Regions from separate parts of the Homo sapiens genome. Here region 1 is linked to region 2. Evidence: chromatin contacts called from ENCODE POLR2A ChIA-PET data. All regions are on one chromosome and are shown on one strand. Each heading gives the region's core, a stretch centred on a gene start or an enhancer-like site at or near the end of the contact. The rest is flanking DNA. Distances are from core to core; before and after follow the strand shown. Region 1 has its middle 9.5 kb from the start of LINC01816. Region 2 overlaps RAB10 (RAB10, member RAS oncogene family).

Region 1 (6,966 bases), core at 1,012-3,511, about 44 Mb before region 2:
AGTTCCTTGGTCAGGCTGCTGCTCCTGTTGCAGGAAAGAGGATCTTCTGCCTTAAAAAGTGAGACCTGACTTTAGGTTGGTTACTTTTGTTCTAAGTCTGCATTTTACTAAGCAATCCTTAGCCCATGGGGACATCGGCCAGTCAGGCCAGTTCAAGCGTTGCAGTCCATTTTGAATATCTGTCATTCCTCAGTGTGAGTAAATTGGCATTTGATTTATATGTCCCTCAACATTATGTGAACTCTCTAGGTGTTTGAGAGATGAGTCCCCTCGTACTGGGCCAGCCTGAAAGTGTAAGTCCCACATCTGGGTCCTTGTTTAAATTCCGCGAGGTAAGAAGTGAGGAGCTGCTGGAAAGAGGGGAAGGGGTTGGTGCAGGAAGCCAGCTTTGCTCACATTCAGGAGAATTATATTATCCACACAAGGCAGAAAGTGCTAAATTGTAGATGAATGATACATGCACTGGATGCTGTGAGTTCAGAAGAAGGTGAGATCACTGTGGGAGGTTAAGGGATGGTGCCACAGAGGAGGTGAGTAGGACTTGCAAAATGTTTGTGCTATCAGTAGATGGAGATGCAGGAGATGGAGAGGAACTACCCACTGTTTTGGTGGTTCGCCTCCACAGCTTACACAGAACATACAGTCATCTGATCTCTTAGGGACTGAGCCAATGGAAAGACATTGTGGCAGGAGAGGGAAGTGGTAGGCCTCAGACAAGGAAGGAAAAATCAACTATTTATTCACCAATTTATTTGTTCAACCTTTATTGAGTATTTTTTATGTGCCAGGCACTGAGCTGGGCCTGGGAATACAGCAATATACAAAACAAACAAAAGCCCTGCCCTCAAAAAGTTTACATTCTTTTTTTTTTTTTTTTTTTTTTTGAGATGGAGTCTGGTTCTGTCACCCAGGCTGGAGTGCAGTGGCGCAATCTCGGCTCACTGCAGCCTACAGGCATGCACCACCATGCCTGGCTAATTTTTTTTGTATTTTTAGTAGAGATGGGGTTTCACCATGTTGGCCAGAGGCTGTTCTTGAACTCCTGACCTTAAGTGATCTGCCAGCCTCGGCCTCCAAAAGTGCTGGGATTACAGGTGTGAGCCACCATGTCTGGCCAAAAGTTTACATTCCAGTGAGGAAAGAGAGAGAGACAAACAATGAATGAATGATGAACAAATGAATAAGCTATCTAGTATGTCGATAGTGACAAGTGCTACGGAGAAAATTAAAACAAGGGGGCCAGGCACGGTGGCTCACGCCTGTAATCCCAGCACTTTGGGAGGCTGAGGCTGGCAGATCACGAGGTCAGGAGATCAAGACCATCTTTGCCAACATGGTGAAACCCCGTCTCTACTAAAATACAAAAAATTAGCCGGGGGTAGTGATGGGTGCCTGTAATCCCAGCGACTTGGGAGGCTGAGGCAGGGGAATTGCTTGAACCCGGGTGGCGGAGGTTGTAGTGAATTGATATTGTGCCACCGCACTCCAGCCTGGTGACAGAGCAAGAGTCTGTCTCAAAAAAAAAAATTAATAAAAAAAACAAGGGGTGGGAGGCAGGAGGAAGTACAGAGGTTTTCCTCTAAATTTTAAATAAATTTTGTGGAAGTGAGTGATATAAAGGTAAAAGGGGGCCAGACGCGATGGCTCGCGCCTGTAATTCCAGCACTTTGGGAGGCTGAGGCGGGTGGATCACCTTAGGTCAGGAGTTAGAGACCAGTCTGGCCAACATGGTGAAACCCCGTCTCTACTAAAAATACAAAACTTAGCCAGGCGTGATGGCGGGTGCCTGTAATCCCAGCTCCTCAGTAGGCTGAGGCAGGCGAATCGTTTGAACCCGGGAGGCGGAGGTTGCGGTGAGCCGAGATCATGCCATTGCACTCCAGCCTGGGCAACAAGAGCGAAACTCCATCTCAAAAAAAAAAAAAAAAAAAAAGTAAAAGGGACACAAAATCTTTGTGATCATTTTCTGTGAGTTGGGGTAGCTAACTGACCAGGTTGTGTCCCAGGAGATAAGGCGTGTTTGTGAATATGACTCACTCCCTGGGGAAAAATAAGCCAAGATCTCCAAAAGAGAAAGCCAGAAAAGCCAGTTGCAATGATAGATGAAAATGGAATTTTACCCTAGACCCCAAATATAAACACTATATAGTTCTAAGAAAATAACAGTGTTGATGTGGTGAGATGTGATAGATCTAAGTGCAGAAGAGGAAGGAGCTGAAGACTCACTTTCTCGGCTCCTTTTCCTGCCCAGGGGGTGGAGGCTGGGCAGGGGGGAGGGGAGGAATCCAGGTCATGAGATGGGTGTGGCTGTGGAATCTGTGGAGACCACGTGTATTTCCTCAGGAGATTCCCTGTTCACAGATACAGGCATGAGCCTGGAGGGACTGCAAGTTGTGGTCTCAGGGTGACCACCTAGCTCTCCACGGCACTATTTTTTGAACCAAGAGTTTCAGAGCTATAAAGTTTATCATGCCAGAGATGAAATCGGAACACACAAAAAATTGGCATTCTGAAGACATTTTGATGGTTTATGAGAATCATGGGATAGAATAGCAGAAGGAAATAAAAGTTTGTGGTTGAGGGCAGGATGCGGTGGCTCACGCCTGTAATCCCAGCACTTTGGGAGGCCGAGGTGGGTGGATCACGAGGTCAGGAGACTGAGACCATCCTGGCTAACGTGGTGAAACCCCATCTCTACTAAAAATACAAAAAAATTAGCCGGGTGTGGTGGCGGGCAACTATAGTCCCAGCTGCTCGGGAGGCTGAGGCAGGAGGATGGTGTGAACCTGGCAGGCGGAGCTTGCAGTGAGCCGAGACTGCGCCACTGCTCTCCAGCCTGGGGGACAGCATGAGACTCTGTCTCAAAAAAAAAAAAAAAAAAAGTTTGTGATTGAGGAGTAAAGATTGAATATGGGATAGTAGGAATACTAGTGTTAACAGATAGTATCCATTGTAACCTGGCTAAGAGAGACAGCAGGCTCCCAAGAATTTGCAGTGGCCAGGCACAGTGGCCCACACCTGTTATTCCAGCACTTTGGAAGGCCAAAGCTGGAGGATTGGTTGAGCCTAGGAGTTCGAGAATAGCCTGGGTAACATAGTAAGACCTTGTCTCTACAAAAAATACAAAAATTAGCTGGGCATGGTGGCGCACGCCAGTAGTACCAGTTACTCGGAATAACAGTACCTGTTATTCCAACACTTTGGAAGGCCAAAGCTGGAGGATTGGTTGAGCCTAGGAGTTCAAGACTAGCCTGAGTAACATAAGACCCTGTCTGTACAAAACATACAAAAATTAACTGGGCATGGTGGCACACGCCAGTAGTACCAGTTACTTGGGAGGCTGAGGAGGGAGGATTGCTTGAGCCCAGGAGGTTGAGACTGCAGTGAGCCGTGATTGCACCACTGCACTCCAGCCTGAGTGACAGAGCAAGACCCTGTCTCAAAAAAAAAAAAAAAAAAAAAAAAATCCGGATGTGGTGGCTCATTTCTGTAATCCCAGCACTTTGGGAGGCGAGGCAGGCAGATCATTTGAGGTTAGGAGTTCGAGACGAGGCTGACCAACATGGTAAAACCCCATGTCTACTAAAAATATTTTAAAAATTAGCCAGGCGTGGTGGCTAATGCCTGTAGTCCCAGCTGCTCAGGAGGCTGAGGCAGATGAATTGCTTGAACCCAGGAGGCGGAAGTTGCAGTGAGCCTAGATCGCACTACTGCATTCCAGCCTGGGCAACCGAGAGACTCCGTCTAAAAAAAAAAAGTGCTCTATAGATGTCTATTGAATGAGTGAATGAATGCATTGATGAATGGATGGGTGGTCTCTCTGATCCTGAGCTTGCCATGACAAGCCTGGAGAACAGACATCTAGCCTATACCCTCCTTTTAATGGATTCCCCTTCATTGTAGGGTTCCCCCAAGGAGACAGCTACTGTTCAAAGTGTAGCCTTATACTGTTCTGCTGAGCTGATCTGCTTACACCTTACACTGTTCAATGGCAGATGGTGAGGCGTGCAGGGCCTATGGGCACTGGGGAATTCAAAGGCAATCTTCAGTCACCAACAAAATAGGGCCTACTACTTACGCGGTAATGCTTGTATACTGAGTTTGTCATGTCCTTATGACAAATTTGGACCAAGGTTGTTGGTCTGAGACAAGACCCAGTCTGCCCAGAAACTGCATGGGGCCTTCCCCAGCCCAGATTCCTTCAGTCATTTCATGCCCCCATGTTCCTGTGATCCTCTTTGCCTGGAAGAAAAACTACCCGTCATCAATGGGAATGGGTGATTTTCTACTTGCTTTTGAGCTCTATTTCATAAGCTGACAGTTTTCTGAGATTCCCAAGGACATAATGAAGCAGTTTCCCATCTGCGGGTTATCTTAATATTTTTAAGTGACAGACCTGTGTTTCAAGCCAGGATGTCCTGACAGGAAACCTGAGTAATATATTGCTCTTTCTTCCTGCTGGTGTGTTTTGGGTGGATGTGTGGGAGCCACAAATGTGTGGTAGCTTCTTGCTGCTTCCAACAGTCTGTGGTGTTCATTATCTTCTGGTTGGGGTTTTCCTTTGAGAATAAGCCAGCAAAGAATGAATGTCGAGGTATGGTTCCTGGTGATGCTGTGCGTGTGTAATGGGGAGTGAGCATGCTGCCTCCACGGAGTCCTCTGCTCCGTGTGCCCAGTGAATTGAACAACGCTCAAGGGAAGACATGTTCTGGCCCAGCATTCTCTGGGGAGTATATGGTATGGTTCTAGACACCTGAATCTCTGCCAAGCTCAGTGTCTCTCAAAATGACTTGCTTTTAGACTCACATTTGATTTTGTAAAATCTTTCACCGAACACACCTGGCAGACATCTCAAATTTCCTGCACATTAGCCAAGGAATTCTAGCTAATGAAAGCTGAAAGCTATGACACTGTTATGACAAAATTAACACCCTGAAAGGCTAATTAATCTTATATGGATTACATTACCTAGAGTTTGAGCTTTGGCCATTATCTTTGCAGTATAAAAGCTATTTCCCCAAAACCTTAAAAAAGAGAGAAAAGAAAGCCATTCCCATAAATCATATTTCCGACACATAGCTCACCATGAAAATGTCCACAACACAGTGATATAACTGATACCTTGCAAATGGCTTTTTAAAAACAAAACAAATTAGGCCAGGCACTAATGACCTGGCTTGATGACCTGAAGGTATCCTAACATGGCTGTTAGAGATTTGAGGGCAGGGGCTGAGTCTCGGTGTTTGTTTCTGTCCCTAGCACAGGGCCTCAGACAGTGATGGATACATATTAGGTGTCGATTAACAGTCACTGAATTACTGAATGGAAATTTACTGGTGCTGACTGCACCACTAGACTCCACACACAAATAGACCTGCCCCGTGGGATTCTTCACAAGAGCAAATATTTTATGAGAGCTGTTACTCCGAGTTGATTGGATGGGCAAAGTGAAACCACAGAATTGGGCTTTAAAACCAAGTGGATTTACTCTGCTAAATTTTACAACTAGGATCTTCTGCTCTGGGTGGAGAGTTGGACAAAATAACTTCGAATTTGAGGTTTGTAGGTTCTATGAAAATACAGGCTTTTTGTTTTGTTTTGTTTTGTGTTTTAAAGACAGATGAACCCAGCAGGCAAGCTGGCAGGAAGTCTGACTGCAGTACTTGCCTGAGAGGATGACACAGGCCAAATGAGAAAAGGAAAACAACAAGGCAGCCAGAGCTAGTAAAGCACTTTGCAAAGTAGCTGCAGAGCTTTCCAGGATTTTCTGGAAAAAGGAAGAAAAGGAGAGTAAAGGGCAGGAAGAGGATTGGTTAACAACTGGATTCAGAAATGCCGATGAGTGGATTTGCCTATCGGTTTTGTTTTTCTAAGTCAGGGATAAGGAAAGAGGGTACACTTGGCCTGGCGCTGCCTGCTGGCAGGGCTTCCTTCCCCAGGCTGTGCTGAAGCCATCCTTAGAGCTGCCAGGGTGTCCTGAGGCCTGCTGCCCTGTGCAACTCACTGGAAAAGAGGACAGACTGCCCTCCAAAGATGTCTAAGGCACATGGTACAGTGGAAGGAAGGGACAGCAGTTTTGTTTAATTTCATGTTGCTTAAAAAAATGTTTATATGCATTTGCTTTTTTGAACAGATAATTTATTTATATGTTTAAAACTAAAAAAAATGAAAAGATGTACATCTCTTCTGTCCCTGTCCCCCAAATGCCCACTTTCCCCCACCCTAAATAGATAACCCTGTTATAAGGTTTTTGTTTATCCTTCTAACGTTGTTTTTCTACACATACAAGCTAAAACAAATCTATACCCTTCCTTACTCCATTTTAACATATTTAGTGCCAGTCTGTACACGTTCTACACGTTTGTTGGGTTTTTCCCCCGCTTTAACACCCTATCTTGGTGACATTTCCTTATCGGTATATGAGAGTATCCTCATTTTTATCTATCTTTGCGGCTGTAGAGTATTACATTGTATGGACTACTATAATTTAACTGGTTCCCATCAAGGGGTGTTTAGATTGTTTCCAGTCTTTTGGCATTACAAATAAAAGCATGGACTTTAGAGACATGTGCTTTCAAACCCCAGTCCCGATGCCTACTAGGTGATTGACAATGGGTCTTAATTGCCTCCTCTGTAAAGAGGAATTTTTTGTTTGTTTGTTTGTTTGAGACAGAGTTTTGCTCTTGTTGCCCAGGATGGAGTTCAGTGGCGCGATCTCAGCTCACTGCAACCCCCGCCTCCTGGGTTCAAGCAATTCTCCAGCCTCAGTCTCCCAAGTGGCTGGGATTACAGGCATGTGCCACCATGCCCGGCTAATTTTGTATTTTTACTAGAGACGGGGTTTCGCCATGTTGGTCAGGCTGGTCTCGAACTGCTGACCTCAGATGATCCACCCGCCTCGGCCTCCCAAAGTGTTGGGATTACAGGCATGAGCCACTGCACCCGGCCAGGAATTATTTTATGTTT
Region 2 (6,898 bases), core at 2,652-5,151:
GTACAAAATAGTATGATAACATTATCAAATGCTGGTGAGGATGCAGAGAAAGTGCACTCATACACTGCTGAGGATGGGGGTGTAAAATGGTATAGCCATTCTGGAAACAGTCTGGCAGTTTCTTATAAAACGAAACATGCAATTACTATGTGACCCAACAATTGCAGTTTTGGGTGTTTATTCCAAAGAAACAAAAATTTATGATCACACAACCTGTACACAAAATATTCCTAGCAGCTTTATTCATATTAGCTAAAAACTAGAATCAGCCCAGATGTCGGTCAATGGGTAAAGATTAAACAAACTGGTACATACCATGAAGTATACTACTCAACAATTTAAAAAAAAAAAAAAAAAAACTAATGGGCCCGGCACGGTGGCTCACGCCTGTAATCCCAACACTTTGGGAGGCCAAGGCCGAGGCCGGCAGATCACCTGAGGTCAGGAGTTCAAGACCAGTCTGGTCAACATGGTGAAACCTCGTCTCCACTAAAAATACAAAAAAATTAGCTGGGTGTGGTGGTGCATGCCTGTAGTCCCAGCTACTTGGGAGGCTGTGGCAGGAGAATCGTTTGAACACAGGAGGCAGGGGTTGCAGTGAGCCAAGATTGTGCGACTGCACTCCAGCCTGGGCAACAAAGTGAGACTCTGTCTCAAAAAAAAAAAAAAAAAACAGGCCAGGCATGGTGGCTCACACCTGTAATCCCAACACTTTGGGAGGCCGAGGCAGGCAAGGCAGATCACCTGAGGTCAGGCGTTCAAGACCAGCCCGGCCAATGTAGTCAAACCCCATCTCTACTAAAAATACAAAAATTAGCTGGGCATGGTGGTGGGTGCCTGTAATCCCAGCTACTCAGGAGGCTGAGGCGAGGAGAATCACTTGAACCTGGGAGGCAGAGGTTGCAGTGAGCCGAGATTGTGCCACTGCACTCCAGCCTAGGCGACAGAACAAGACTCTGTCTCAATAAAAAAACAAACAAACAAACAAACAAAACAAATGATACACACAACTTGGATTAATCTCCAGGGAATTATGCTGAGTTGGGGGGTGGGGGGGAGCCAATCCCAAAAGGTTACATTCTATATGATTCCATTTATACAACATTTGTAAAATGACAAAATTTTAGAAATGGAGGACAGTTTCATAGTTACCAAGGTTTGGAGTGTAGAAATATCGGGAGGCTATAATTACAAAAGAACATGAAGGGTCCTTGTTCCTTGGAACTGTTGTATATTGACTATGGTGGTGGATACATGAACCTATGAATGACAAAATTGTACCAAATTTCATATACACACAAATGAATAAAAATAAAACTGGGGAATTTTAATAAGGCTGGTGTACTACACCAGATGTCAATATTCTGGTTGTGATGTTATAAAAATTTCCCAAAACTGCTACCATTGGAAGAAACTGGGCAAAGTATACAAGAGATCCCTTTGTATTACCTTTTACAACTGCATGAGAAATTACAATTATCTTAATAAAAATTTCAACTTAAAAAAAGTCTGTACAGAAGCATTGCTAATTATACGAAAGAAACAAATCAACACTGTCCTTTGTTCTAATTTTGATATGATGTACTTTTTGGGTCTCCAGAATAATGGTTTTTCCATTTTCTAATGTTTTAAACCTTGGAAGCTCTGTTTCTGGGTCGTATGTGAAACACAGCATTCTAGGCCAGGCGTGGTGGCTCCCACCTATAAATCCCAGCACTCTGGGAGGCTGAGGCAGGAGTACTGATTGAGCCTAGGAGTTCGAAACCAGCCTGGGTAACATGGCGAGACCCCATCTCTATTAATTTTTTTTAATCAACAGTAAATAATAAATAAAAAAAAGAAATGTAGCATTCCATTAATAGTTGCTGTTTTCCTCAAAAATATTATTTTTCAGCTCTGGAAAGAAGAATAAACATCAAGCAATCACTTATGCTTGCAACCCAAAATACACTGCACTGTCTTCAAATAAAAACGTTTTTCTCATTTCAGATTTCCCTTAAGACTGAGTTTTCTTCACTAAAATTTCATTTTAATCAACTTTTCAAATTCCTTTTCTTTTTTTTTTTTCTTTGAGACGGAGTTTCACTCTTGTTGCCTAGGCTGGAGTGCAATGACGTGATCTCGGCTCACCACAACCTCTGCCTCCTAGATTCAAGCAATTCTCCTGCCTCAGCCTCCCGAGTAGCTGGGACTACAGGCATGCGCCACCATGCCCAGCTAATTTTTGTATTTTTAGTAGAAACAGGGTTTCTCCATGTTGGTCAGGCTGGTCTCGAACTCCCGACCTCAGGTGATCCACCGGCCTTGGCCTCCCAAAGTGCTGGGATTACAGGCGTGAGCCACCGCACCGGGCCTCAAATTCCTTTTCTTACAGTCCAAATTTAATGAACTAATTTCATAAACCCTCAATTATTCATCTATTTGAAGGACCCACCTCTATGACCTTTACAAGACTTTTAGTCTTCTGGGTTCAGATGTCCTGTTAACCTCAACATCCTTTGTAATCCTTTAAACTCTTTTTTTATATATAAAATAAAGTTTTAAAAAGCTGGCCTTGGTGGCTTTAGAGGCTGAGGCAGGAAGACTGCTTGAGCCCAGGAATTTGATCCAGTCTGGGCAACACAGCAAGACCCTGTCTCTACAAAAATCAAATCAAATAAAAATGAAACTCCTCCTTTATGACTTAACCATCTCAATAAACAGTTTTCCCAGGCAAATCTCTTCAGCTAATCATACAATTTATATTTTGTGCTAAATAATGGTCTCTTACTTGTAAATCAACACTCAACAAGCTCCTACTCCTTCGTTCTTCACAACTGCTACCACAGCTCTGCCTGGGCAACCTTCTACTGTTAGACGGCCGGGCGCGGTGGCTCACGCCTGTAATCCCAGCACTTTGGGAGGCAGAGGCGGGCGGATCATGAGGTCAGGAGATCGAGACCATCCTGGCTAACACAGTGAAACCCCGCCTCTACTAAAAATACAAAAAATTAGCTGGGCGTGGTGGCGGGCGCCTGTAGTCCCAGCTACTCAGGAGGCTGAGGCAGGAGAATGGCGTGAACCCGGGAGGCGGAGCTTGCAGTGAGCCGAGATTGTGCCACTGCACTCCAGCCTGGGCGACAGAACGAGACTCTGTCTCAAAAAAAAAAAAAAAAAAAGTTGAAAGAGATTGCCAGTATTTCTCTTATTAGCCTCTCCCTTTTGCAAACAAAACGAGAATACCAGTATTTCCTTTGCCATGCTTGTGCGTCATTATACACCACAATTCTTGAAAAGAAACATCATCGGCTCTTCTCTATTATGCGCTAAGATGGCAAAGGACAAGTAACCCGAACAAAATCCTTGATATTTTATTCTAAGACTTGTTACTTACCTATTCGTGCCCCTCCAAAAAAAAAAAACAAAAACAAAACCACAGCAACTCTACTTTTCAAATTGAAATTGATGAGCAGGAAAACTATCACTGATTTTTTTTAACATAACAATGAAATTCTCAGAATGAGCAATGTGGTTATGAATAAGATTGGCTGTGGATTCTAATAAAAACTCCTGGCGGGGCGCAATGGCTTACACCTGTAATCCCAGCACTTTGGGAGGCCGAGGCAGGTGGATCACCTGAGGTCAGGAGTTTGAGACCAGCCTGGTCAACAGGGCGAAACCCTGTCTCTGCTAAAAATACAAAAATTAGCCAGCAGTGGTGGCTCATGCCTGTAATCCCAGCTACTCGGGAGGTTGAGGCAGGAGAATCATCTGAACCCGGGAGGTGGAGGTTGCAGTGTGCCAAGATGACGCAACTGCACTCCAGCCTCGGGAACAAAAGTGAAACTCTATCTCAAAAAAAAAAAAAAACTAATTAGCCATGTGGCCTTTTGGCCTTCTGGAAGTTACTTCACCTCACCAGTCTCAGTTTTCCCACTTTGAAAATTCATTTAAGGGTTCATTCCTGCACTAACATTCTGTGATTCTAACATTCCAAGAAGGTCTATGCAAATACAGACAACAAAAAGACAAATCTGCCTTCAACAACTGAAAGTACAGACCAGTGATATTAAAGCATGGGAAAGTACCATAAAGGATCCTCTTGATTCACAACCACTGGTTAACAGTAGCTAACACCTGGAACAGGAGGGGCCGTCTGTGATCAAATGCTCTTTTAGAGAACTGGGTCGAGTGTTAGTTTTTTGGGTTTTGTTGAGCGGTGGGGAAAATATATCTAAAACATTTACCATTTAAACCATTTTCTAAAACATAACATTAAATTTGCCATCTTAACCATTTTTAATGTGTACAGTTCAGTAGGTGTTAAGTGTATCACACCATTGTGCAACAGATCTCCAGAGCCTTTTCATTCTGCAAAACTGTAATGCGTTGTTTTATACTCATTAAACACCTTCCTATTTCCCTCTTCCCCAGCCCCTGGTAATCACCATTATTTCTGTTTCTATGAATTTGACTTTAGATAGCCTCATATTCATATAAATGAAATCACATAGTATTTGTCTTTTCATGCATTTCAAACATTTTTAAGTGTACAATTCATTGGCATTAAATTAATTCACACTGTTATACAACCATCAACACTATTCCTCTCTGGAACTTTTTCATCCTTCCAAACTAAAACTCTGTGATCATTAAGCAATAACTCCCCATTACTCTGTCCCCCAGGCCCCAGTAACCACTATTCCACTAATTTTGTCTACTATAGGTACCTCACACATTATTTGTCCTTTTGTGTCCAACTCATTTTACTTAGTAAACTATTTTCAAGGCGTATCCATGTGGTAGCATGTTAGAATTTCCCTCCCTTTTAAGGCTGAATAATATTCCATTCTATGTGTATACCACATTTTGTTTATCCATTTATCCACTGATGAACATGTGAGTTGTTTCCACCTTTCAGCTATCGTGCATAATGCTACTATGAATGCTGGTGTACAAATAGCTGTTTGAGTCTTTTTTGTTGTTGTTTGTTTTGAGACAGGGTCTTGCTCTGTCATCCAGGCTGGAGTACAGTGGCATGATCATCAGCTCACTGCAACCTCCGCTTCCCGGGTTCAAGTGATCCTCTCACCTCAGCCTCCCAAGCAGCTGGTACTACAGGCATGCGCCAACATGTACAGCTAATTTTGGGGGGTTTCTTGGTAGAGACAGGATCTCACCATGTTGCCCAGGCTGGTCTTGAACTCCTGAGCCCAAGTAATCTGGCCTCCTAAAGTGCTGGGATTTACGGGCATAAGCCACCTTGCCTGGCCCTGTTTGAATCTTTGATTTAAATTATCCTGGATATAACTCGAAGTGAGATCACTAGATCATATGGTAATTTCATTTTTAATTTTTTGAGAAACCACCCTATTGTTTCTCACTGTGGCTGCACCATTTCACATTCCCACCAGCAATGCACCAAGGTTCCAATTTCTCTACAACCTCATCACTTGCTTTTGTCGTTTGTTGTTGTTGTTATAACTATCCTAAATGGTCGCAAAGTAACATCTCACTGTGGTTTTGATTTGCATTTCCCTAATTATTAGTGATGCTGAACATCTTTCCATATGTTTATTGGGCATCTGCTTAGCTTCTTTGGAGAAATACCTACAGAGGTTTTTTTTTTTTAAATAGTAATTATGAAACAATTCACAAATTTGCGTGTCATCCTTGCGCAGGGACCATACTAATCTTCTCCATATCCTTCCAATTTTAGTATATATGCTACCGAGACAAGCACTCTGGATGGTCTTTTGGGGTTTTTTGTTTAAGACAGAATCTCACTCTGTCATCCAGGCTGGAGTGAGATGGTACAATCATAGCTCACTGCAGCTTCAAACTCCTGGGCTCAAGTGATCCTCCCATCTCAGCCTCCTGAGTAGCTGGGACTACAGGTGTACACCACCGCACCCAGCTAATTTTTTATTTAAAAGCTTTTTTTTGTAGAGATGGGGTCTCGCTAAGTTGCCCAGGCTGGTCTCGAACTCCTGAGCTCAAGCTATCCTCCTGCCTCAGCCTCCCAAAGTGTTGGAAATACAGGTGTGAGCCACAGCACCCAGCCTAATCAATCATTTCTTAAATGCAGGTTAGTGGAACCAACCTACTCTTCCAAAACTTAGCAAAATCATCCTGACAACAAAATGTATGTATTATACCTCTCTTAGGGACAAGAGCCTTTACCAACTTGATTTCTTACATGGAGCCGAGAGACTCCAATTCCCAGTGAAAAATATTCCCTGTTAAAAAATGAGTAAGCCTGTGGTGGAGAAAGGATTAATGACACCAAAAGGTAGCACATCCAGTATAGAAGCAGCCCACTAAAAGCTTGTGCTTTGGGGACAAATCCATGTAATTCCCACATCACTAATAAGTAACGCATTCCTGAGCTCATACTACCAAGATGGTTATGGTCAAATCAACCACTGAAATCTTCTCATCCAAAAGCAGTAACTCTCTTAAGCCTATTTTTCAAACAACCTTTCAATTTCTCTTTTTCTTTTCTTTTTTTTTGAGACAGAGTTTTGCTCCTGTTGCCCAGGTTGGATTACAATGGCACGATCTCGGCTCACCGCAACCTCCGCCTCCCTGGTTCAAGCGGTTCTCCTGCCTCAGCCTCTAGAGTAGCTGAGATTACAGGCATGCGCCACCACGCCCAGCTAATTTTGTATTTTTGGTAGAGACAGGGTTTCACCATGTTGGCCAGGCTGGTCTCGAACTCTGACCTTAGGTGATCTGCCCGCCTCGGTCTCCCAAAGTGCTGGGATTACAGGCGTGAGCCACCAAACCCAGCCCCAACCTTTCAATTTCTAAGAGCAGTCTTGCCCTATTAAGCCAAACAGCTAACATTCTTTTTTTTTTTTTTTTTTTTTTTGAGTCAGCGTCTCACTCTTGTCACCCAGGCTTGAGTGCAGTGGCA

The links. ChIA-PET counts read pairs that join two places held with the same protein, here RNA polymerase II (POLR2A).
Region 1: POLR2A ChIA-PET joins it to region 2 with 13 read pairs in T-cell. The contact joins two enhancer-like sites. POLR2A ChIA-PET finds 5 or more read pairs at or near these places in 2 of 52 experiments (K562 and T-cell).

The regions. Positions count from the first base shown.
Region 1 is chr2:70,131,351-70,138,316 of GRCh38, reverse strand. No RefSeq gene overlaps it. Among named protein-coding and RNA genes, the nearest start is that of LINC01816, 9.5 kb to the right of the region's middle. RefSeq lists enhancers at 1-46, 2,400-2,449, 2,510-2,569, 4,473-4,782. Within about 2 kb of position 2,261, at least 22 of the 41 ENCODE cell types and tissues checked have a DNase peak (open chromatin) inside an H3K27ac peak, as active enhancers do.
Region 2 is chr2:26,041,499-26,048,396 of GRCh38, reverse strand. The region is part of intron 1 of RAB10 (RAB10, member RAS oncogene family); the gene reads right to left. It also overlaps the pseudogene RNU6-942P. Among named protein-coding and RNA genes, the nearest start is that of RAB10, 11 kb to the right of the region's middle. Within about 2 kb of position 3,901, at least 11 of the 41 ENCODE cell types and tissues checked have a DNase peak (open chromatin) inside an H3K27ac peak, as active enhancers do.